5 separate regions of the Homo sapiens genome follow, and all the other regions are linked to region 3. A link is an interaction called in ENCODE POLR2A ChIA-PET data of the cell type or tissue named here. Cell type or tissue: HepG2. All regions are shown on one strand. Each heading gives the region's core, and the rest is flanking DNA. Links, peaks and the distances in the headings are about the cores only.

Region 1 (4,715 bases), core at 333-4,332, 79 kb after region 3:
ATTATCTTGGCATTTCCATAAAGAGATATCATCAATCTCTCCCTTAGAGGGACCACTGATATCGTGCAAAAGGAAACACCAATTTAACCAAAACCCAGAGGCAGGAAGGACCCTGACAAGAGCAATCCCTAAGGTATTCACATGCCTGCCAGGGTCTGGTGCAGCTGGTGCAGGAGGAACTGCCGCTGGGACTAGCTGAAAAAAAGAGACGGCAGCTCTAACACTCAGTGGGTAGTAAGAAAAGTATTCATTCAATTAACCTTCAATTCGCACACATCCAATACCCTTCCAGCCTCCCTATGGGGTCTCACTGAGAGGGCTGGCATGTAATTAAATGCCCATACATAGGTAAAATAATTTATAGAAGCGAGGGATCAACTGGGTCAGGAATGGCTGGGAAAGGTTTCATGGAACAGACGGGATTCAGGTGAGGTCCTGAAGGGTTCAACCTTAGGAAAGCAGAGACAAGGAGAAACACACGCCAAGGAAACCAGGTGGCAGGCACTGCTGTAGATGCTAGCTTTGAAGAGGGTCTCAGGAATGAGAGCGGGTTTGCAGATGTCGTTTTACTTTTTTTTTAATTTTTACATTTGGGGGTACATAGTAGGTATATATATTTATGAGGTACAGATGATTTTTTATTTACTCCTCTCAACCACCATGTGGGGTTATTTCACAGGAGGATGCTGATCCTCAAAAAGGTGAAGTAACTTGCCAAGGTTGTTGGTGGATGTTGGATTAGAAACTCAGTGAGTCTAACACCAGAGCCCATACCACCACCACTACCACTGAGAGAGACCAGAACAGAGTATGTGTAGGGAACAGGAAGGAACAGGGAGAGCTAGAGCAGAAAGAGATGGTTTAAAAACAGGGAAGTGGCCAGGCGCGGTGGGCTCACGCCTGTAATCCCAGCACTTTTGAGGCTGAGGCAGACAGATCATGAGATCAGGAGATCGAGACCATCACCACCCTCGCTAACACGGTGAAACCCCGTCTCTACTAAAAATACAAAAAATTAGCCAGGCATGGTGGCAGGCACCTGTAGTCCCAGCTACTAGGGAGGCTGAGGCAGGAGAATGGCGTGAATCCGAGAGGCGGAGCTTGCAGTGAGCCGAGATGGTGCCACTGCACTCCAGCCTGGGCAACAGAGCAAGACTCTGTCTCAAAAACAAAAACAAAAACAAAAACCAGGGAAGTTAGGTAAGCTTGCTAAAGGGGGATCATACATATGTTATAGAGGCATGAACACTGGACACAGACATTCGAACTTGATCTTGTGAATTACAGAAGAGTCAGTGAAGGTTTTGAGTAAGGGGAAAACCAGTCAAAGTGACATGTTGAGCCAAGCCCAGAGTGGGTGATAAAAATGGGGTTCTGAGTTCCTAAGCTAAAGAGATGCCACCAACAACAGTGAAGGGGCCATGTGATGCATGAGGCAAGGACTGGACAAAGAGGCTGAAGCCCTGGGTTTAAACGCAAAAAGTCATGCGGTGAGGGCATGGCTATGGAGGGCAAGCTCTATTCCATCTCCACACCTCAGTCTCTCCCCATCCATAAATCAGATGCAGTGAGAATTAATCTCTAAATGATACTCAAGCCTTGCTACTCAAAGTGTGCTCCACCAACCAGCAGCAATGACATCGTCCAAATGCTCCTTAGAAATGCAGAATCTTGTGAAAATGCCAATCATAAAAAAAAGAAATGCAGACTCTCAGGCCCCACCAGAAGAATCAGAATCTGCATTTAAACAAGATCTTTGGGTGATCTGTGAGCACATTAAAGTTTGTGAAGCATTTCTACCAGACTTTTTAATTTTGTATTCATTTTTGGAGTTTTTTGAGACAGAGTCTCATTCTGTCACCCAGGCTGGATGGAACGCAGTGACAGGATCATAGCTTAATGCAGCCTGGACCTCCTGGGTTCAAGGGAATCCTCCTGCCTCAGGCTCTCAAGTAGCTGGGACCACAGGCATGTGTCACCGTGCCCGGCTAATTTTTTTATTTTTTGTAGAGATGAGGTCTCACCATGTTGCCCAGGCTGGTCTGGAACTCCTGGGCTCAAACCATCCTCCTGCTTCAGCCTCCCAAAGTGTTGGGATTACAGGCATGAGCCACCACACATGGCACTTCCAGTTCTCAAATGCAATTACTTCACACTCACCTCAAATTCTGTTACTTCACAGGATAAAAAAAGGAAAATAAAGTTTACCTTTAGCCTCATTCATGCCCTTAATCCTAACAGCACCTTAGACTGGCCCACGTCCAAGCAGAGGTCTTAGGAAACACCAGTGAGGCAGTGCTGCCACCTTGTGACCATCATCAGTAAATGCACTTAAACCTTGTCACCAGTAAAGGAAGTGGGAGGGCTGGCAAGAGCAAAGGGTAGGAGGTAAAGTCCAGGTCACAAAGGAGATAAAATCACAATCGCCCACAAAGACAGGAAGTAACTGTCAGAGAGCTCAGCCTGCATCATAGGGCCGTGTCTCATTGCAAAAGACAGTTTGTATAATACCTAATATGTGGTATCAGTGGGAAACCTAGTTTCAAGCCAAGCTCTGCCCTTGTAACCTTAGAAATCACTCTAACAGGTATTTTCAGACACCCAGCTCAGGCCTGAACTCCACCAGTAAACTTGTAATTTCCCAAGGAAACTTACTTTACTGTGACAGTTCTTTTCCATCCTGAGCCAAAATGTGTCTGATACACACTCACCAATTCTCATCCTACTCTCTGTAGGCTGAAATAAGTCAAACTTCATACCCCTTACCGCCCTCAATCTTCAGGAAAGGTAGAACGGACTAATGGTCTTTTAAAGACATACCTCACCAAGCTCAGTCTCCAACTTAAAAAGGACTGGACAGTACTTTTACCTCTTGCCCTTCTCAGAATTAGAGCCTGTCCTCGAGATGCTACAGGGTACAGTCCATTTGAACTTTTACATGGACACACTTTCTTGCTCGGCCCCAACCTTGTCCCAGACACCGGCCCTCTAGGCAACTATCTTCCAGGCCTCCAGCAGGCTAGACAGGAAATTCCCCAGGCTGCTAATCTTCTCTTGCCTACTCCAGATTCCCAGCCATATGAAGACACCCTAGCTGGACAACCCGTTCTTGTTAAGAATCTGACCCCTCAAACTCTACAACCTCAATGGACTGGACCCTACTTAGTCATCTCTAGCACCCCAACTGCTGTCCGCCTGCAGGATCCTCCCCATTGGGTTCACCATTCCAGAATAAAGCTGTGTCCATCAAACAGCCAGCCTAATCTCTCCTCTTCCTCCTGGAAGTCGCAAGTACTCTCCCCTACTTCCCTTAAACTCACTTGTATTTCTGAAGAACAGTAATAACCCTCATGAGCCTAATACGTCCCTTCATTCTACTAGGTCTGTTCATCCTTACCCTACTTTTTGCAACAGGGCTTTATGCAGTCACCCCCACTACTTGGACTGCACCCCAAAAAACTTGTCATCCCTACTATCTTCTGTCTAGTCATACTCTTATTCACCGTTCTCAACTACTCATAAATGCCCTGCTCTTGTTTACACTGCCAGTTTACACTGTTCCTCCAAACCATCACAGTGGATATCTCCTGGTGCTATCCCCAAACTGCCACTCTTAACTCCCTCTTAGAGTGGATAGATGATCTTTGCTGGCAGGGCACCCTCCAATACTTCCACCCTGATGAAGTTCTATTCTTTACTTTTATACTCACTCTTATTCTCATTCCCATTCTTATGCCACCCTCTACCTCTCCCCAGCTATCTCCACCACACTATCAGTCTCATTCACTCTCTCCTAGCCGTCTCTGATCCCTCCTTAGAGAACAATTGCTGGCTTTGCATTTCCCTTTCTTCCTGTGCCTACACAGCTGTCCCCGCCTTACATACAGACTAAGCAACATCTCCTGTCTCCCTACACCTCCGAACTTCCTTTAACAGCCCTCACCTTAACCCTCCTAAAGAAATTCTTTACTTTCTAGACAGGTCCAGCAAGACCTCCCCAGACATTTCACATCAGCAAGCTGCCGCCCTTCTCCGCACTTACTTAAAAAATCTTTCTCCTTATATTAATTCTACTCCCCCCATATTTGGACCCCTCACAACACAAACTACTATTCCTGTGGCCACTCCTTTATGTATCTCTTGGCAAAGACCCACTGGAATTCCCCTAGGTAACCTTTCACCTTCTCCGTGTTCCTTCACTCTTCATCTCCAAAGCCCAACTACACATATCACTGAAACAATTGGGGCCTCCCAGCTCCATATTACAGAAAAGCCCTCTATCAATACTGGCAAACTTAAAAACATTAGCAGTTATTATTTCCTAGGAAGACACTTACCCTGTATTTCACTCCATCCTTGACTACCTTCCCCTTGCTCGTCAGACTCTCCTCCCAGGCCCTCTTTTTGTTTGCTTATACCCAGCCCTGTAAATAACAGTGAAAGGTTGCTCGTAGACACTCAACGTTTTCTCATACACCATGAAAATCGAACCTCCCCCTCTATGCAGTTACCCCATCAGTCCCCATTACAACCTCTGATGGCTGCCGCCCTAGCTGGATCCCTAGGAGTCTGAGTGCAAGACACCTCTTTTAGTATTCCTTCTCATCTTTTTACTTTGCATTTCCAGTTTTGCCTTGCACAAGGTCTCTTCTTCCTCTGTGGATCCTCTGCCTACATGTGTCTACCTGCTAATTGGACAGGCACATGCACACTAG
Region 2 (4,715 bases), core at 291-4,290, 74 kb after region 3:
AGTGAAACCCCGTCTCTACTAAAAGTACAAAAAAAATTAGCCAGGCATGGTGGCGGGCGCCTGTAGTCCCAGCTACTTGGGAGGCTGAGGCAGGAGAATGGTGTCAACCCGGGAGGTGGAACTTGCAGTGAGCTGAGATCCACCACTGCACTCCAGCCTGGGCAAAAGAGCAAGACTCCTTCTCAAAAAAAAAAAAAAAAAAAAAAAAAAAAGGATAGTACCAAGACAAAAATAATGACCTGGGCCACAAGAAGGGATTCTTTTAGCACGTAAATGCTTTCTTTTAACAAGATGAACATTTTCCTTTGGCAAGATGAATGCTAATTTGCAAGGCACCCCTGAAGCCTGTTTCTAGGCTTGGGTTTCACATTCCTAGACCCCAGGGACAATAATTGTGACAGAAGCCACACCCACTGTGCGTATTCCTGCTGTTGGGTAAAGGTATTTTCACAGAATGTTATGCATGAGTTACTCCTTCCCAATCCTTCCACTCCTGGAGGTTAAGCCTCCCCCTTCACCAGCTTCATCTCCAGCTGGCCTCCCAGGACTCTGACTGGAAAATACCTCCTCACTCTGGATGCCCCGGGTGACACCTTTGTCTATTCCCATAATTATAATAGCTCACACTGATGCAGCACTCACTATCCGCCAGGCACTATCCCAAGGGGTTTCCATGTAGCTCCAGTCCTCTCAAAGAATCCTGAGTGTCACCATCCCCATTTTTACAGATTAAAAAAACAGAGGCAGGGGCCAGGCATGGTGGCTCACGCCTGTAATCCCAGCACTTTGGGAGGCCGAGGCAGGCGGATCACGAGGTAAGGAGATCAAAACCATGCTGGCCAACACGGTGAAACCCCATCTCTACTAAAAATACAAAAAAAAATTAGCCGGGAGTGGTGGCGGGCGCCTGTAGTCCCAGCTACTCCGGAGGCTGAGGCAGGAGAATGGCATGAACCTGGGAGGCGGAGCGCGCAGTGAGCCAAGATCATGCCACTGCACTCCAGCCTGGGCGACACAGTGAGACTCCGTCTCAAAAAAAAAAAAAAAAAAAAAAAAACTGAAGCAGAGAAGTTTAGTAATGTACCAAGTGTCACTCAACTCCATAATTTAACCTCATCCTCCTCCCCATCTGGGCGAGGACACCCTAAGATTTCCAAGGTGTCCTGAATGACATCCACCTTTCAGAATGATTTTTGTCCCCTCTACTCTCAGGATTTGACAAACAGCCAGCATTTTGTTTTCTGTCTTACCCTTCACTTATGTACCTGTTCCCTAACACCACACTCACAACTGCACAGCCCGGAATAAAAGCTGGCTTTTATGGACCTCAATCTCTTTTGGCAAAAAGGAAGGCCAGGTTCCCAGTTCTCCCAAAAAGTAATTTTTTTTTTTTTTTGAGATGGAGTCTCGCTCTGTCGCCCAAGCTGGAGTGCAGTGGCACAGTCTTGGCTCACTGCAACCTCCGCCTCCCAGGTTCAAGCAATTCTCCTGCCTCAGCCTCCTGAGTAGCTGGGCTTACAGGTGCGTGCCACCACACCCAGCTAATTTTTGTATTTTTAGTAGAGATGGGGTTTCACCATGTTGGTCAGGCTGGTCTTCAACTCCTGACCTCGTGATCCGCCCTCCTCATCCTCCCAAGTGATGGAATTACAGGTGTGAGCCACCGTGCTCAGCTGTAACTTTTACTGAATTGTTAACTATTTGTACAGCCATTCTCTGGCCGTAAAAGGGATGCACTAGGAACAGATAGTGTGATGAGAAGGAAGCAGGAGGAGGGTGAGTCTCTGGAATGATCACAAAGGGGAAAAGATTTCAAATCCAGGAACAGTCATAAAACACACCCAGAGTGTGTGGCCTTTGAGCAATGACAGCCCCACCTGCCTCTTTCCATGCCTAGTGGCCTCTGACTTCCTTCTCAGTTGCCCCTCCCAGTCTTGCTTTCTTAGGCCAATACTAATGGCCTGGGAAGTGGGGCCAGACCATAGCACATAGCACTGAGTGGTGAGGATGGAGGAGCTGAAGACGGAGAAGAATGATTGACTCATGGGGATCTGACTCATCCAGGTACACATCATCTGGACAGGGAATGGATTAGTGAAGGGCTGTTCAGGACTCATGGTTTAAGGAGTTGTACTAGGGAGTGGTACTTCCTCACTGCTGTCTCACTGACAGCAACAGAGTGGGTGTGGAAGGCATCACAGCTTTTTCCTACTTAAAAACCCAGTTCCTCCTTCTCCCTCTTTTGGGTTACATTCCTCTGCCCTTAGGTCACTTATTTACTCAGTTGTGTTCCAAGGGGGAAAAAAAAAAATCTCAGTTGCATTTCTTAAAGTCCCAAGCATTCAGTTCCATTAAAGAGCATCTGTCATCTTAGTGATGACCAGGTGCAAATATTTTTAAAAGGCTCTTTAGGAAATTTTGATAAGAGCCTTCACACCACCCACAAACTTTCTGGGAACCACTGAGCTATTAAAGTGCTGAGGAAAGAATCTGCTATATGCTGTGCTGAGGACCTTTATGTTTGCATCTGATCTAATGGTCACAATGACCCTTTGATGCAGGTACTCTATTACCCCTCTATTCCAAGATGTTGATAAACTTGTCCCTTATCTCAGAACTGGTTAAAGGTGGAACTGTCAAAGGATTCAAACTCACATATTTCTGAATCTAAAGCTCGTGGTTCACTCCACATCACGGTACCTACCAGAATTCAAAGAAAGGAAGGATGATTGCTTCTAACAGGAATAACTATACAGGCTTCAATGAAGAGACAGGGTCTGAAATGGGCCATAGCACAAAGAACAGCTCAGGAGGCTGAACAGGAAGGCAAGGGTATTATATAGGAAGGAGTAAAAGAATTAGAATAAGCTCAGGCATGAGAAAGTAAAATGTAGGTTAAGTCCTTCCACGTAGATCAACGGAGTAGATTGAGGCCATGCTATGGGGGCTTTAAATGGTAGCCTAAGGAGCAGGAACTTCATCCTAGATGACAGCAATCACTGGAAAGCTTTGAAAAGGTCACAAACATAACAATATGGTATTTCCAGGAAGATTACTCTTGACAGTATTATTAAGCAAGATAACTTAGAGAAGTGGTTTTCAGCTTTGGCAACTCAGTAGAATTACCTGGAAGCTTTCTTTTCCTTTCTTTAGTTTCATCTGAAATAATTTCAGACTTTCAAAAAACTTCTACAAATAGTCAGGGTCTTCATATACTTTTCACTCAGCCTCCCCAAATATTAACATTTTAGATAACCACAGTATAATCATCAAAATCAATAAATGATCACTGATACTGTACAATGAATGAATCTGTAGACCTTATTCAAATCCCCTTTATCTTCCCACTAATGTTCTTTTTCTGGACCAGGATCCAATCTAGGATCAGACATTGCATCTCATTGCTCTGTCCTCCCAGTTTCCTTTAATCTGGGACAGTTCCTCAGAATTTCTCTTGCCTTCATGACCTTAACATTTTCGAAGAGTATTGGTGAGTTATTTTGTATAATGACCCTCGGTTTGGGCTTTCCTAGTTGTTTCTCATGATGAAACTAAAGTTATATACATTGGGCAAGAATACTACAGAGGTGATGCTGCGCCTTCTCCATCCATCATATTAGGATGCCCTAAGATGTCAGTATCTCTGATTACTGGAGATGTTAACTTTGAGCACTGGGCTACAGTTCCCCCACTGTAAAATGACCATTTTCCTTGGAAGCATTCATAAACAACCAGTGCGTGGGCCACATCATGCATCAATCAAATCACACTCTCTTGGGGGAAGGCACAAGCATTGGTAGGTTTTAAATGCCCTACAAGCGACTCTAATCAGTATTCAAGGTTGGAAACCCACAGTTTAGACAGTGAAGATTAGAATCCTGGAAATCTGCTAGGAAGCCATCCCTGGGATTCACTTTTTAAAAGAACATCCAGTTCCAGGCACAATAAATATATCTGAACATTGGCATGGATCCTTTATAGGAAAATGGGAAGGTTAAAAAGCCCCTGATTGGCCGGGCGCGGTGGTTCATGCCTGTAATCCCAGCACTTTGGGAGGCTGAGGTGGGTGGATCATGAGCTCAGGAGATCAAGACCATCCTGGCTAACACCGTGAAACCCCGTCTCTACTAAAAATACAAAAAATTAGCCAGGCATGGTGGCGGGCGCCTGTAGTCCCAACTACTCAGGAGGCTGAGGCAGAAGAATGGCATGAACCCGGGAGGTGGAGCTTGCAGTGAGCCGAGATCGTGCCATTGCACTCCAGCCTGGGCGACAGAGCGAGACTCCATCTCAAAAAAAAAAAAAAAAAAGCCCCTGATTGGGAAAGTGATGGCTGAGTAGGCTGCTGTCCAATAAAAAGAGAAGGCAGGACCCCAAGTAAAGGGTCCAGCCCTACTGGTCCATTTTCTCTCCAGACTTCAGAGAAACCTTTGCTCCAGTGAAAGCACATACTACATAATTTTAATATCCTAAGCCTGACTGACATGATCTCCTAATTGCCACTGACAGGCAGGGAATTATGAGTGATGTGATATAAATATATGACCACACATACAAAGATGTACACTTCCAGACATGATTGAAAGAACAATTCAGAGAATCCAGGTTAGAGGTACATTAACTCCCCTAAACCACCCTGTCCTCCCCACTTGTTTTTTTTTTTTTTTCTTGGTCTATCACCCAGGCCAGAGTGCAACAGCGTGATCATAGTTCAC
Region 3 (4,715 bases), core at 654-4,653:
GGGAGCTGAGGCAGGAGAACCGCTTGAACCCGGGAGGCGGAGGTTGCGGTGAGCTGAGATCGTGCCATTGCACTCCAGCCTGGGCAACAAGAGTGAAACTCCATCTCAAAAAAAAAAAGAAGAAAGAAAGAAATGTGAGTCCTCCAGTTTTCTTTTTCAAGACTGTTTCAGCTATTCTATCTGTCTTTATTTTTTGTTAATGTATTTCAATAGTTCTTAATGGGGACCATTCCCTGACCTGCTTCCAGGGAAATCTGGCAATCTGGAGACCTTTTTAGGAACTTGAACTAAGTAGAAAAAATATTTTTTTTTCTTTTTTTTAAGACAGAGTTTCGCTCTAGTCACCCAGGCTGGAATGCAATGGCGCAGTCTTGGTTCACTGCAACCTCCGCCTCCTGGGTTCAAGCGATTCTCCTGCCTCAGCCTCCAGAGTAGATGGGATTACAGGTGTCCACCACCACGCCCAGCTAATCTTTGTATTTTTAGTAGAGACGGGGTTTCACCATGTTGGCCAGGCTGGTCTTGAACTCCTGACCTCAGGTGATCCACCCACCTCAGCCTCCCAAAGTGCTGGGATTACAGGCATGAGCCACCGCGCCCAGTCAATATCCTCATTTTATTTGCTGAGTTGCTATGTTAAAGTGTGAGTTGCCTGCCATGAATGAATGAAGAGACACTTAAAGCACTTGCCTGCATGACGATGTGCACCACCTTCTCTCTCCCCCTGTCCTGTGCCCTCAGGCCCTCTTCACCCAGGCCCAGGTGGCCCCATCCAGTGGCCTCTACAAATGGATTCCTCCTCAAGCTGGCCCACAGACCTTCCTTCCAGCAAGTGACTCACCTGCAACCTCCTCCACACACCTGAGCCAGCGGTTCTCAGTTCTTCTCTGAGGTCCCCCAGGAAGGGTGATGATCTCATGTAGGTTCACTCGCATTAGGTGACACATTCTCACAAACAAACTGGTCTGTGCAGTAAAGCACACAGCCACAACTCCTGAGGATGTTTTGCCATTGCCAAGTGTTGTCATGAGATGAGAGGTAAGAAAACAACATTTCACATCATGATTTAGCTCTAAATGACTTTTTTAATTGTATTTTTTAATTGACACCTAATAATTGTACATATTTATGGGTCCATAGCGATGTGATACATATAAGGTACAGTGATAAGGTCAGGGTGATTAGCATATCCATCATCTCAAACATTTAGCATTTCTTTGTGTTAGGAACATTCAATATCCCCTTTCTAGCTACTTGGAACTATATATTATTGTTAACTATAGTCAGGCCGGTTGCAGTGGGTCACACCTATAATCTTAGCACTTTGGAAGGCCGAGACGGGAGGATTGCTTGAGCCCAGGAGCTCGAGACCAGCCTGACCAACATAATAAGATCAGTCTCTACAAAAAAATCAAAACACTTGGCTGGGCATGGTGGCTGTAATCCTAGAACTTTGGGAGGCCTAGGCGGAGGATCACTTGAGCTTAGGAGTTCAAGGCCAGCCTGGGCAACATAGTGATACCCTGTCTCTTTATTTAAAAAAAAATTGAAAAATAAAACAAAAAATTAGCCAGGCGTGGTGGCGTGCACCTATAGTTCCAGCTACATGGGAGACTGAGGCAGGAAGATCACCTGATCGCAGGAGGTTGAGGCTGCAGTGTACTCCAGACCCTGTCTCAAAAAAAAAAAAAAATCTGTAGTCATCCTACAGTGGTATAGAACATTAGAACTTATTCCTCCTCCTATCTAGCTGTATTTTTTTTTTTTTTTTTTTTTGAGACGGAGTCTCGCTCTGTCGCCCAGGCCGGACTGCGGACTGCAGTGGCGCAATCTCGGCTCACTGCAAGCTCCGCTTCCCAGGTTCACGCCATTCTCCTGCCTCAGCCTCCCGAGTAGCTGGGACTACAGGCGCCCGCCACCGCGCCCGGCTAATTTTTTGTATTTTTAGTAGAGACGGGGTTTCACCTTGTTAGCCAGGATGGTCTCGATCTCCTGACCTCATGATCCACCCGCCTCGGCCTCCCAAAGTGCTGGGATTACAGGCGTGAGCCACCGCGCCTGGCCTTATTTTTTTTTAAGATGGAGTCTCACTCTGTCGCCACACTGAAGTGCAATGGTGCAATCTTGGCTCATTGCAACCTCTGCCTCCCGGGTTCCAGTGATTCTCCTGCCTCAGCCTCCAAGTAGCTGGGACTACAGGTGCCCACGACCACACCTGGCTAATTTTTTGTATTTTTAGTAGAGACGGGGTTTCACCATGTTGGCCAGGATGGTCTCAATCTCTTGACCTCATGATCCACCCGCCTCGGCCTCCCAAAGTGCTGGGATTACAGGCATGAGCCACTGTGCCCGGCCTATCTAGCTGTAATTTTATATCCTTTAACACATCTTTCCCTGTCCCTCCCTTCCTCTACCCTTCCCAGCCTCTGGTATGCTCTGTTCTACTTTTTCCTTCCATGAGATCAACTGTTTTTAGGTTCCACATATTAGTAAGAACATGTGATGTTTAACTTTCTGTTCCTAGCCCACTTCCATTCATGTTGCCACATGTGACAGGATTTCATTCTCAAGCCCCCAAAGGCACCTCACTGGGCCTTTGTTTTTTTGTTTTGTTTTGTTTTTGCTTTTGTTTTTCAAACCTCTGGGACAGATGGCTCCTTCTAAGGCAGCCCATCCCCCTGGTGGACAGTTCTCTCCAATCTTGACAGAAGTCCTCTGGACAACTCACGTCCTCTCCCTGGGCTCATCCTGCACCGCATGGAGCTGGGCAGCCTGGGGACCCGCAGTGAACAGGACCTGGGGTGACTTGACCTTGAAGCCTGGAGGTCAGAGCCCACATCTGCCCAGGGGTCAGGGCCAGCTCACATCATGTAGACCCTGGTCAGCATCCCTGGGGCAGCCCTTGACAAGGCTGCAGGCCTTGTCTTGCCCTCCAGGGGGAGACATTGCACACAGACAACACTCAGGAAACATTCCCCTGGTCATGAACCTGGCTTTGCTAAGGAGGTGAAGGTAGAGCCCACTTTCCATCCCTTGCTCCAAAACACCCTTCCAGGCCCTCCCATGTACCTGCTCTGTCCCTTCCTGGGTCCTCTGAGGACCCTGTTCTGTGAGGGGTCCCTGTGCAGCTCCCCATTCCCTCCTGGCACCACCTGTGGGGAAGGTGCGGTGACCACAGGACAATCAGCCTCGCAGAGGACAGAGACCACCCAGGATGGTCAGGGAGAACATGGACAGGCCTTGAGCCTCAGCTCAAGGGAGGGAGGGTCCCCCTGAAGTCTTCCCCAAGGACAGTAGAGCCCAGAGCCACCCACCTCCCTCTATCACAGTCCTCTCTTCCCAGGACACACAGGACACCTCCCCCTCCATATCCGGGAGCTGCAGCTCCACCTGAGACCCCTGGACTTGGGTCTCTGTCCCTGGGTTAGAGGCCAGGCTGGTGACACTAGAGACAGAGGGCTGGTCCCTCCCCAGTCATCCCCCAGTGAGCCCCTTTCCATCCCCCAGAGCCACCTCTGTCACCTTCCTGCTGGGTGTCTTCCTACCTTCCCAGCACACTGAAGAGCATGGGGAGACCTGGCAGCTCACTGTGTTGCAAAGAAAATAATTACCACATTTGGATATGCCAGGGTTCTCTGTGTGCTGCTGACAGACCCATAGCCAGGACACAATAGAGGTCAGTGCTGGAGAGGGGGGATCCTCCTCCCCTGATGGGGACAGAGGTCTCATCAGCCTTGATTCTCAAAGTGTGGTCTGGGAAACCAAAATGTAGACAGAAAGGAAAGAGAAAGTAAGGACAAAGGTAGGAATGAGAGGAGAGGAAACAGAGCTTCCTGGACAAACCCCGCCCCAGCACACATGATCAGACAAAGCTCTGGGCCCCAGGGAGGAGGCTCAGCACAGAGAGTGGAAAACAGCAGAGGTGACAGAGCAGCCGTGCTCGAAGCGTTCCTGGAGCCCAAGCTCTCCTCCACAGGTGAAGACAGGGCCAGCAGGAGACACCATGGGGCACCTCTCAGCCCCACTTCACAGAGTGCGTGTACCCTGGCAGGGGCTTCTGCTCACAGGTGAGGGGAGGACACCCTGGGAAGGGGCGGAAAGAGGGCGCACAGAGAATGGCTAGGGTCCTCTGGGGAGGATGGAGCTCTAAGAGGGGACAGAGGGCTTCTCTTGGAGCCAAATAGGAGAGAGGACATGAAAGGGATAGAGATCATAAAAGGAAAGTCTCAGTGATCTGAAACTGTTAGTGAATAAACAATCTCCCATTTTTTACCTTTTCCAACTGAATCATCAATGAGCAATAAATTTCAAAAACTGCTGACAATAATCACAATTTAAGTCAGCGTGACAATTAAGGAAAACATTTTAAAAGGGGCATTAAACAGAGCCCTGAGCCACCAACCTCAGATATTGGCAAATAAACCCCAGGACATGAAGAGCCCTGGGAATGCTCACTAACTCATCCACAGGAGTCTGCAGCCTATCCCAGGCACTGGGGTGCAACCAACATCACACAAATCCCTGCCCTCACGGAGCTCACGCTCTCATGGGTGGGGAAGACAGACAAGCAAAGAGATCTAGAATGTGAGGTCAGGTGTTGACAAGAGCCCTGGAGGGAACAGAGCAGAAAAAGGTCAGAAAGGGAATACCCAGGGTCTCTAGGGGAGGTGTCAGGGAAAGGATCTCCCAAGAGCACCCTGATGTGATCAAGATCT
Region 4 (4,715 bases), core at 488-4,487, 91 kb after region 3:
GGCTTCATAGCAGCTCTACTGACATTTGGGCTGAACAGTTCCTTGCGGTGGGGGCTGTTCTGTGTATTGTGAGATGTTCAGCAGCATCCGCGTGGCCTCTCTCCCCTACATGCCAATAGCAGCCTCCCCTCTCCCTCATCCAAACCCCTGTTATGGCAGCCAAAAATATCTCTAGACATCGCCAAATGACCCCGGAGGGGGAACCACCCTTGGTCAACAACCACTGCTCTACACCAATACTTCTCTGCATGGCCACACTTTTAGACTCACCTAGACCTTTACACTCAGCTTGGAAGTCAGGGGGACCTAGATCCTGGCTCTGCCACACACTTTGCAACCCTAGACAAGTCGCCTCACTTTTTTGAGTTTCAGTTTTATCATCTTAAAATGAAGAAAATACCACTTGTCACACACACTTGTGAAGATTAAATGATCCGCAGCGTGTCCTAGAAAGGGTTTAATAAATGGACTGAGTAGTTTCTAAGTCGCTCCTAAAGCACGAGGGTGAGGAACTGGGGAAAGCTCCCTGCGCCACCAGGGGGCGCCATCACAAACCACGTCGAGTGGGTGGCGGCCGGGCTCAAATCTTGTTTCCCAGCCAAGCAAAGTTTTGCAGTGCAGGCCTGAGTCTGAGCTACTTAGTGGCTAAAGGAAATAATAGCTCCTCCATCCCCAAAATAAATCTCAGAATAAAGTCTAATCTTATTTTATCTCTTAATCACATACATGCTCAATATGCTTTTCACAGGGTTAAGGGAAATAGAAATAAGTGAGAATATATGAGGTCATTAGGAAATAAATTACTTAAAATAACAGATTATTCATTAATTATAATATTATTTAATTATAAAATTACTTATAATATCAGACACATTAAGAACTCCTATATCACAAGCATTGTTCTAATCACTTCACACTTACTATCTCATTTGTCCTCACAAATCTAATGCATTTCTTACTTTTTCTTACTTTTCATTTTTCAGACTTTGAAAAATATTGTAAAAATAGAGTTCCAGTACAGCCTTCATCCAATTGTTTTCAAACAATATCTTATGTAACCATAATACAATTATCAAAACCAGGAGATTAGCACTGATACCATAATATTAACTAATCTACAAATGTTCAAATCTTGCTAATCATCCCACTCATGTCCTTTTTCTGCTCCAGACTCCAATCTGGGATCCCACTGAATAAAATGTCAGATCTCCTAGGTCTCCTCCAACCTGGGATAGTTTCTCAGTCTTTCCCTCTCTTTCAGGACCTTGACACTTTTGAAGAGTTCTAGCCAGTTGTTTTGTAGAATGCCCCCTGAATATGGGTTTGTCTGATATTTCCGGCTACACATTTTGGGCAAGAATACTTCAGAAGTGATGTATCCTTCTCTGGACATCCCAGCAAGAGCCCCAGGATGTCGATATCTCTCATTACTGATGAGGTTCACTTTAAGCACTTGGTTCAGGTGGTGTCTGCCAGGTTTCTCTACTGTAAAGTTACTATTCATCTTATTGTAATTAATAAGTATCTTGTGGAGAGACACTTTGGAAATATGTAAATAGCCTGTTTCTTCTCATCATACTTTTTTTTTTCTTGTTATTCACCAGTTATGGCATCATCATACTTTTAATATTAACTTTTAGAATCTATGGATGATTGTTTCCTATAAAGAATTATTACTGTGGTGTTGGCCAAATAGTGATTTTCTACTTCCATTGTTCCTTCTACATTTATTTAATCGGAATTCTGCCATAAGAAAGAGTTATTCCTTTTTCTTTTTCTTTTTTTTTTTTTTTTTTTTTGAGATAGAGTCTTGCTCTGTTGCCTAGGCTGGAGTGCAGTGGTGTGATCTTGGCTCACTGCCGCCTCCACCTTCTGGGCTCAAGCGATCCTCCCACCTCAGCCTCCTGAGTAGCTGGGACTACAGGCAGACACCACCACACCCAGCTAATTTTTGTATTTTTAGTAGAGACGGGGTTTTGTCATGTTAGCCAGGCTGGTCTCTAATTCCTGGCCTCAAGTGATCCCCCCACTTTGGCCTCCCAAAGTGCTGGGATTACAGGCGTGAGCCACCATGCCTAGCCTCTTCCTTATTTATTTATTTGTTCAGTTATTTATTTATATCAGCATGGACTCATGAGTATTTATGGGTTGGAATCCACTACTATCATTATTTATTATGTTGCTCATATTGTCCCAAAATTGGCCATTGGGAGCTCCTTCTAGTTGGCTTCTGTGACCTTTAGACACATCTCCACCATTTTTTGAGCAGCTCCTTACTTTCTGACACCACAAGAAGCTTTGGGCTCCTCTTGTGTTTTTCTGCCCCAGCCCTGGATCAGCTATTTTTCCTGGAAGCCCTAGTTCCTTTCATGGGAGAATGATATTTACAGACTATGGGCACTGACTGATAGGTCCATTGCTAGTAGGTGCTGGTGCTTCTAGGCCCTCTAGTGGTCAGAGCTGGGAAATAACACACACGCACACTCATGTACAGTAGTCCCCACTTAATCGCAGTTTCAGTTACCCGCCAACAGTGGTCCAAAAATATTGTTATCTTGAGAAAGAGACAAAGAGAGAGAGAGACCACATTCACGTCATTTTCATTACAGTATATATGTGTGTGTGTGTGTGTGTGTGTGTGTATTTTATATATATATATATATATATATATTTTTTTTTTTTTTTTTTTTTTTTTTTTGAGACAGAGTCTCTTGTCGCCCAGGCTGGAGTGCAGTGGTGCAATCTCGGCTCACTGCAAGCTCTGCCTCCTGGGTTCACACCATTCTCCTGCCTCAGCCTCCCGAGTAGCTGGGACTAAAGGCGTGCGCCACCACACCTGGCTAATTTTTTGTATTTTTAGTAGAGATGGGGTTTCACCGTGTTAGCCAGGATGGTCTCAATCTCCTGACCTCGTGATCCGCCTGCCTCGGCCTCCCAAAGTGCTGGGATTACAGGTGTGAGCCCCCACCTGGCCTATTACAGTATATTTTTAAAATTGTTCTATCTTATTGTTAATCTCTTACTGTGCCTAATTCATAAATTAGACTTTATCGTAAGTGTATATGTGTAGAAAAAATATATATATAGGGTTTGGTACTATCTGAGACTTGAAGTATCTTGGGGGTCTTGGAATGCATCCCCTGTGGATAAGGGAGGAATATTATTAACCACATCTTACAAATTAGGAAAATGAGGCACAGAAAAGTTACACAACTTTGTCCAAAATCACAAAGCAAATATGTAGTGGATCTGGGAAGTGAAAATAATGACAGATGCACCACAAATCCTAACAAGTGGAAGTAACTTCTTTACACATCCACATCAGCAGAAAGCCACAAGCCCAATATTCCAGCATAGACACTCACTTTGGAAAATAACCAGAATTCCACAGCAATAAACACAATGATAACCATCATGTACTCAACACCCGCCTGGACACTGGGCTCCCACAGCAGCTCACTTATTCCCAACAACTCTGCAAGGAGGATTTTACCACCCTCCTTTCACAAATCAGGGAATCAAGGATCATAGAAGCCAAGTGACTTGTCCAAGTCGACAGTTAAGTGACAGAGCCAGTAGCTGACCCCAGGCCTATGTGGATATAAAGTGCATGCTTATGCCACTGTATCAGTGGTTCCCAAAACTGATTTTAGGTGGAAAGTAAATAAGCTTCTTTTTACTTTAATATTTATGTGTTTATTCCAATGCATGTTAGGAAAAAACTAAGCATACATCAAACCTGTAATTTCACAGATAATATTGCATAGGATGAGGATGTTTTGCAAAATAAATTTGTTTAGAGAAAAAGTATAAAGTGGCCAGGCATAGCATCTCATGCCTATAATCCCAACGCTTTGGGAGGCCGAGGGGAGCGGATCACTTGAGGTTAAGAGTTCAAGACCAGCCTGACCAACATGGTAAAACCTGCCTCTACTAAAAATACAAAAATTAGCCAGGCATGGTGGTGGGTGCCTGTAATCCCAGCTACTTGGGAGGCTGAGGAAGGAGAATTGCTTGAACCCGAGAGGCAGAGGTTGCAGTGAGCCGAGATCACAACACTGCACTCCAGCCTGGGCGACAGAGTGAGACTCCGTCTCAAAAAAAATAAATAAATAATTAAATGAAAAAAAATTTAAACATTAGTATAGCTCTTCTGAAAGCAATTCTTAACTTTTGACCCAGTAATTCCACTTTGGGAACTCTCTCTCAAGAAAATAATCTAAAATTTGGAAAACAGTTACAAGAACAAAGAAATTTACCAACATCTAAAAAATAAAACTTTCTAAATATTCAGCAATGGGAAAGCAGTTAAATAATTTGGAACACATAATTATTGAGAGTATTATGCATTCATTAAAAATGTGTTATGAAGATGACACAGCAACATGCCTATGAATGGAAAAAGAGAATGTGTTTACATGCTATGGTTATCACTATATTAATAAAAAGCATATGTAGGTAACAAATATGCCAAAATACCAACAGTTGGTAAGAATAATAATTTCTCTGTTTGTACTTTCAAAATTTTCTCCAACAGTTAAATTACATTTAGACTGAAAAAAAAAAAAACTTCAGAATTAAGGAATTCAATTAAATAATCTCTGGGATTTCCTTCAAGGTCTAATATTCTGTGGTTTTTCTCTGGAACTAGGAGTAGAGGTCAGGCAAGAGTAAAAATGTTAGAAAAGTTTAAATGGCAGGACCTATGCCTGCTT
Region 5 (4,715 bases), core at 254-4,253, 86 kb after region 3:
GGTGGCGCATGCCTGTAATCATAGCTACTTGGGAGGCTGAGGCAAGGAGAATTGCTTGAACCTGGGAAGCAGAGGTTGCGGTGAGCCAAGATTGTACCATTGCACTCCAGCCTGGGCAATAAGAACAAAACTTCGTCTCAAAAATAAAAATAAAAAAATAAAAAAACAACCTCTATGTGCCACCTACCCCATCTTCCCTCGGCCGTTTCCCACGTAGGGTCACCTGAAGCCCCACACCCACTGCTCACTTTCCCACGGGCAAGTGAAGTGCAGCAACCACAGCCTACACTCTGAATCCTAGGGGTGTTCCCCAGAGCAGCAGAGCCACAGGAACCCCATCCCCGTCCTGGCACCTCACCCCTATCTAGAAGCTGAACGCTGTATCAGCTGATCTGGGGGGACTGATTTTTCCTGCTCCTGCTGCTGCTTAGTCATCCCACACCTGTGCAGATGTCTACTTTTTATTCAGTTTTATTTTGTAAGAAATATTTATCGGATCCTGCTGTGTACTGTCACTGGAGAGACAAAGGTGAATCACACCTGGTCCCTGCCTCACAGAGCTCCAGGCTATGGATGAAACCCACTCAAAGTCAGACCATTACCATTCAGTGAGAAACACCGTGACAGACATCAGAAAAGGGTTTTCTTTTTAAAACAAGAAACAAAAAAGCTTTTTATAGAGACAGGGTCTCACCATGTTGCCCACACTGGTCTCAAACTCCTGGACCCAAGCCATCCTCCCACCTCAGCTTCCCAAAGTGCTGGGATTACAGGCACCCATCCAACACAGGCTTTTTGACGCATCTCACTAATCCCCTGTGAAAAATCTTCCACTCTTGGTTTCCTGGGGTCAGTTTTCTTCATTTCAAGCTCAAAGTGAAAAAGAGAATACAAATATCCCTGATGGTCCTTTGTGCGGTCACAGCTGGACCCGGTATGTCCTCCCGGTTAATCCAGGGTGCTCAGGGCTCCCATTTCACTCTGAACGTCCTCTCTCCTATCGGAGCTCACCACGTCTACACCTGCAGCAGCCAGGTAGCTGCACACTAATAGAAAATCCAGCAAGTCAGAAAACTTGATTTACTCCTGTAACTTTGAGGCTACTGACTGTGTTGTTGAACTAATCCTATAACTTCCCTGCACTTTAATTTCCATGTCTGTAAAGTGGGGCAGGTGGATTCGGTCACCCTAGGTGCCACTGTATAGTGAGAGCTCCTCAGAGACAGCAGCACACCTGATCTCAGCATCCACCATCTAGTAAATACCAGGCACACACTAGGCGCTCAAAGTCTCACTGAATGTATGTGTGAATAAATGACTATATGAGAGCCATGTGGATCATGGACAAAGTCAACAAATATTTTTGAATGTCTACCAAGTACACTGTAGAATAGGGAAATAAGTAACCCAGGCAGGGCGGTGTTTTCTCCCAAATTCCCCTTACCTCCTCCTGAGGAATGGAGGGCCTCTGTACATCAGAGAGACTCTTGACACAAATAATGTTCTTGAGATGCATCATAAGAAGTTGTGATGTTAACAAGAAAAAAGTCCATTTGTCTTGGGGGTGTTTTATATTAATAGACCTAACAGACCGGAAGCCCCCTCCAATGGGACACAGGATGCAACACCCACCCCAAGTGCATGGAGGGGAAACCAGAGGGAGCAGGACCTGGAAGAACAGAGGGGTAAAGAGACTGAGGCACGGGAGGTAGGTCTGAGGAGGAGCTCCCGGCCCCTGCGGTGGCCTGGGTGTGGACTGATGCAGAACTCAGCAGCATAAGTAAAGTGGCCGCACCAGGCTCCATTTGTACATGGGATGGTTTTTCAGTAAGATTTTCTTTCTGCTAATGGGCTACATTTTCGCACACTTTCTAATACATCAGGCCCAGTTAATGGGCTACAAAACAATCATTCCATTCAACAGTCATTTATAGAATACTCCCAAAGTGCCAGACCCTGTGTAAGTTCAAGCAATACAAAAATGAACACGAACAGCTCCTGTCCTCTAAAATCCCCATCCAATGAGCTCCAGGAGGCACCTCTCCTACAACACGCCCCTGCTCTGCACGGCCCTCCTCTCTGCCCTCCACCAACCCAAATCCTCCCCCAACTCCAGCTCAAGTTCCACCCAACCAAGTCCCTCTCAGTCCCCCTGCACTCCTGCCACTTTGAGAGATGACTGCACCCATATCTCTAGGCTTTATGAAATGGATGTCATCTCCCTGGTTTTAGAATTTTCCAGAAAGAAGCCACATCAGTGATTTGCATCAGAACAAGCTTAGGCCCACCCTGAGCCTTCAACTTGGACACAGGCTCAGTCATAGCAGTCCCTGGCCCCTGCAGTGCTTTATAAACACTGCAGTAGCAAAGTCCACAATCAACTCTGTGACAAGTCAACAGGCCGAGATAATTTGAAAACGTGGAGAAAAAAGAATGGTCAAACAAAACCAAAGGGCTTTGACTCATGCCTTTCCTCTTTCCTTCTCTCAGGGAAATAAAGTCACACCCCCTGCTCTCACTCCTGCCTGGAGGCTTCCAAAAAAAGGGCTCCCTTGTTAGCCTTCCCTTCAGCCCCCATGAATATCACCCAGCATTCAAGCCCAGCCTCTCCTCTCCCTTTGAGCACATTTCCTAAAGTCTCAAATAAATGTCAAGTTTAGTGAGTGCTGATATTCTATGCCCCTAATGTTTACTTCAAGTATTATTACCTTTCTTCTTTTGCCCGGGGCCATTTCCAAACAAGGGCTGGAGCCAGGCGCCCCAGCAGCTGGGCAAACACACTTCAGGGCTCCTTCCCTCCTGTGGCTCCTGTTTCTCAAACCCTCTGAGACCTAAAGCTCTGGGGGTCTCTTCCCCCAACCCAGTTCCCTCCCCTTTAGACCAGAACAACTAAGCCATGGCCACCTTCCCGATGGACACACAAGGAGGCCTGGTGTCACCCACTGCTCCAGGGGCGGTGTTCTCGGCAGGGGAGCTGCCTCTTGTCCCGGATCCTGCTCTGCTGCCATCTTATGTGGCTGCAGAATTGGAGGGAATTGTGAACAGAGAGAGGACAGGGCAACTTCCCAGGCAACAACACTACTATTGCCGATATTTTGCCAAGGATGGGAGCAGGAGCACAGAGGGGAAACAGACCTTGTCAAAGTCTCTTCTACCAACACTTAGTATCCACTTTCCTGCCAAATATTCAGATAGAGAGGGTCATTGAAAGGTATAAGGAAATCCAAGCAAGAAAAAAAGATTTGAGGAAGAAATCATGAGGCATTGGGGTGTGAGGAGGCGGGAAAGAGTACAGGAGAGAACTGGCACAGCTGCCAAGTTATCAGTCACCTTCTTATGTTCTTAAGAATGCTGAATTTCTTTTGTTTGACCAGTTTCACCTCCCAGATTCCCATAAAGCACATGGTCTAATCTGTTACGTAACAGCAAGACAGCGTCACCTCACCTGTTCTCGCCCTCAAATGGGAACGCTGGCCTGGGACTAAAGCATAGACCACCAGGCTGAGTATCCTGACCTGAGTCATCCCCAGGGATCAGGAGCCTCCAGCAGGGAACCTTCCATTATATTCTTCAAGCAACTTACAGCTGCACCGACAGTTGCGATGAAAGTTCTAATCTCTTCCCTCCTCCTGTTGCTGCCACTAATGCTGATGTCCATGGTCTCTAGCAGCCTGAATCCAGGTAAACAAGACTGTCTATGAAGGGGAAAACGGGGGGAGAAATGTGGCAAAACAGGCCACAGACACATCAAAATGCAGCTTCTCTTAGCTATGGGGGATGGGGCAAGTGAGCCTTTCTCAATGCCAGTTTCCTCCTTTACAAAAAAACAGCAAACTGTACTTACACCCAAACAATGTTGAGAGAGTTAAACGAGATATTGTATGTGAAAATATCTGCAACTGGCCGGGCGCGGTGGCTCACTCCTGTAATCCCAGCACTTTGGGAGGCCAAGGCAGGGCGGATTACAAGGTCAGGAGATCGAGACCATCCTGGCTAACACGGTGAAACTCCATCTCTACTAAAAATACAAAAAATTAGCCAGACCTGGTGGCACGCACCTGTAGTCCCAGCTACTCAGGAGGCTGAGGCCAGAGAATTGCTGGAACCCAGGAGGTGGAGGCTGCAGTGAGCCGAGACGGCACCACTGTACTCCAGCCTGGGTGACAGAGTGAGACTCCATCTCAAAAAAAAAAAAAAAAAAAAAAGGAAAGAAAAGAAAAGAAGATATCTGCAATTGTAGCTGATCCCCCTCACACACACGTACGTATGTATGTATATACTAGCTCAACAAAGATTTGCTCCCATGCCTTCTCCCCCAACACTTTTCCAAAAGAGTAACATAATTCTCATGGCTAAACTTAATGATGATGGTGGGAGAGTGTTGAAGGCAATGGTACCTTTATAGAAGATCAGGAAGTCCTTGCTTCTATTCTTTACAGTGCACTGGAATGCCACCAACATGTCTTAATGCTATTTACTGGTAACGTAATAAACTAGAAAAAGCCTGTCACCAGGTAGTGTCCATATTTGAAGCTTTATCCATAGCAAGCCCTGCTGTAACAGCTCACATTTTGGGAAGCCGACTTTAGCTTAGGGGTTCCAAATCTGCTCCAGCTTTCACTATAAAGTGGCCCAGCCCTGCACAGAGCAACCACGCAGAAAAGACCTGATCCCCATGTATATTTCCGCTTGTGAGCACCATCTCCCCAAAGGCC

Evidence for each region. ChIA-PET counts read pairs that join two places held together with the same protein. Peaks named below come from ENCODE experiments on the same cell type or tissue, not always from the same donor. Only the 100,000 strongest peaks of a DNase experiment are listed, where the experiment ranks them.
Region 1: POLR2A ChIA-PET joins it to region 3 with 50 read pairs; 18 of 35 experiments call an interaction of 5 or more read pairs at or near these places.
Region 2: POLR2A ChIA-PET joins it to region 3 with 21 read pairs; 18 of 35 experiments call an interaction of 5 or more read pairs at or near these places.
Region 4: POLR2A ChIA-PET joins it to region 3 with 10 read pairs; 7 of 35 experiments call an interaction of 5 or more read pairs at or near these places.
Region 5: POLR2A ChIA-PET joins it to region 3 with 28 read pairs; 15 of 35 experiments call an interaction of 5 or more read pairs at or near these places.

The regions. Positions count from the first base shown.
Region 1 is chr19:42,448,227-42,452,941 of GRCh38, reverse strand. All of the region lies in intron 1 of LIPE-AS1 (LIPE antisense RNA 1), which reads right to left. Among named protein-coding and RNA genes, the nearest start is that of CXCL17, 7.6 kb to the right of the region's middle. In HepG2, for the core only: a CTCF peak has its summit at 2,302 (motif pointing left); a DNase peak (open chromatin) is centred at 2,391.
Region 2 is chr19:42,453,218-42,457,932 of GRCh38, reverse strand. The region is part of intron 1 of LIPE-AS1 (LIPE antisense RNA 1); the gene reads right to left. Among named protein-coding and RNA genes, the nearest start is that of CXCL17, 13 kb to the right of the region's middle. In HepG2, for the core only: no CTCF peak of the experiment used is centred there; a DNase peak (open chromatin) is centred at 2,061.
Region 3 is chr19:42,527,663-42,532,377 of GRCh38, reverse strand. CEACAM1 (CEA cell adhesion molecule 1) reads left to right here and starts at 3,897. Exons shown (of 9, transcript NM_001712.5): 1 at 3,897-4,067. The coding sequence starts at 4,004. All of the region lies in intron 2 of LIPE-AS1 (LIPE antisense RNA 1), which reads right to left. RefSeq lists enhancers at 2,735-3,597, 3,820-3,889. In HepG2, for the core only: CTCF peaks have their summits at 2,656 (motif pointing left) and 2,937 (motif pointing right); DNase peaks (open chromatin) are centred at 2,947 and 3,837; H3K4me3 peaks cover 1,676 bases.
Region 4 is chr19:42,436,338-42,441,052 of GRCh38, reverse strand. The region is part of intron 1 of CXCL17 (C-X-C motif chemokine ligand 17); the gene reads left to right. The region is part of intron 1 of LIPE-AS1 (LIPE antisense RNA 1); the gene reads right to left. Among named protein-coding and RNA genes, the nearest start is that of CXCL17, 4.3 kb to the left of the region's middle. RefSeq lists silencers at 589-678, 2,357-2,536. In HepG2, for the core only: CTCF peaks have their summits at 539 (motif pointing right) and 2,448 (motif pointing left); DNase peaks (open chromatin) are centred at 542 and 2,452; H3K4me3 peaks cover 39 bases.
Region 5 is chr19:42,441,720-42,446,434 of GRCh38, reverse strand. CXCL17 (C-X-C motif chemokine ligand 17) reads left to right here and starts at 3,489. Exons shown (of 4, transcript NM_198477.3): 1 at 3,489-3,681. The coding sequence starts at 3,603. All of the region lies in intron 1 of LIPE-AS1 (LIPE antisense RNA 1), which reads right to left. In HepG2, for the core only: no CTCF peak of the experiment used is centred there; a DNase peak (open chromatin) is centred at 2,364.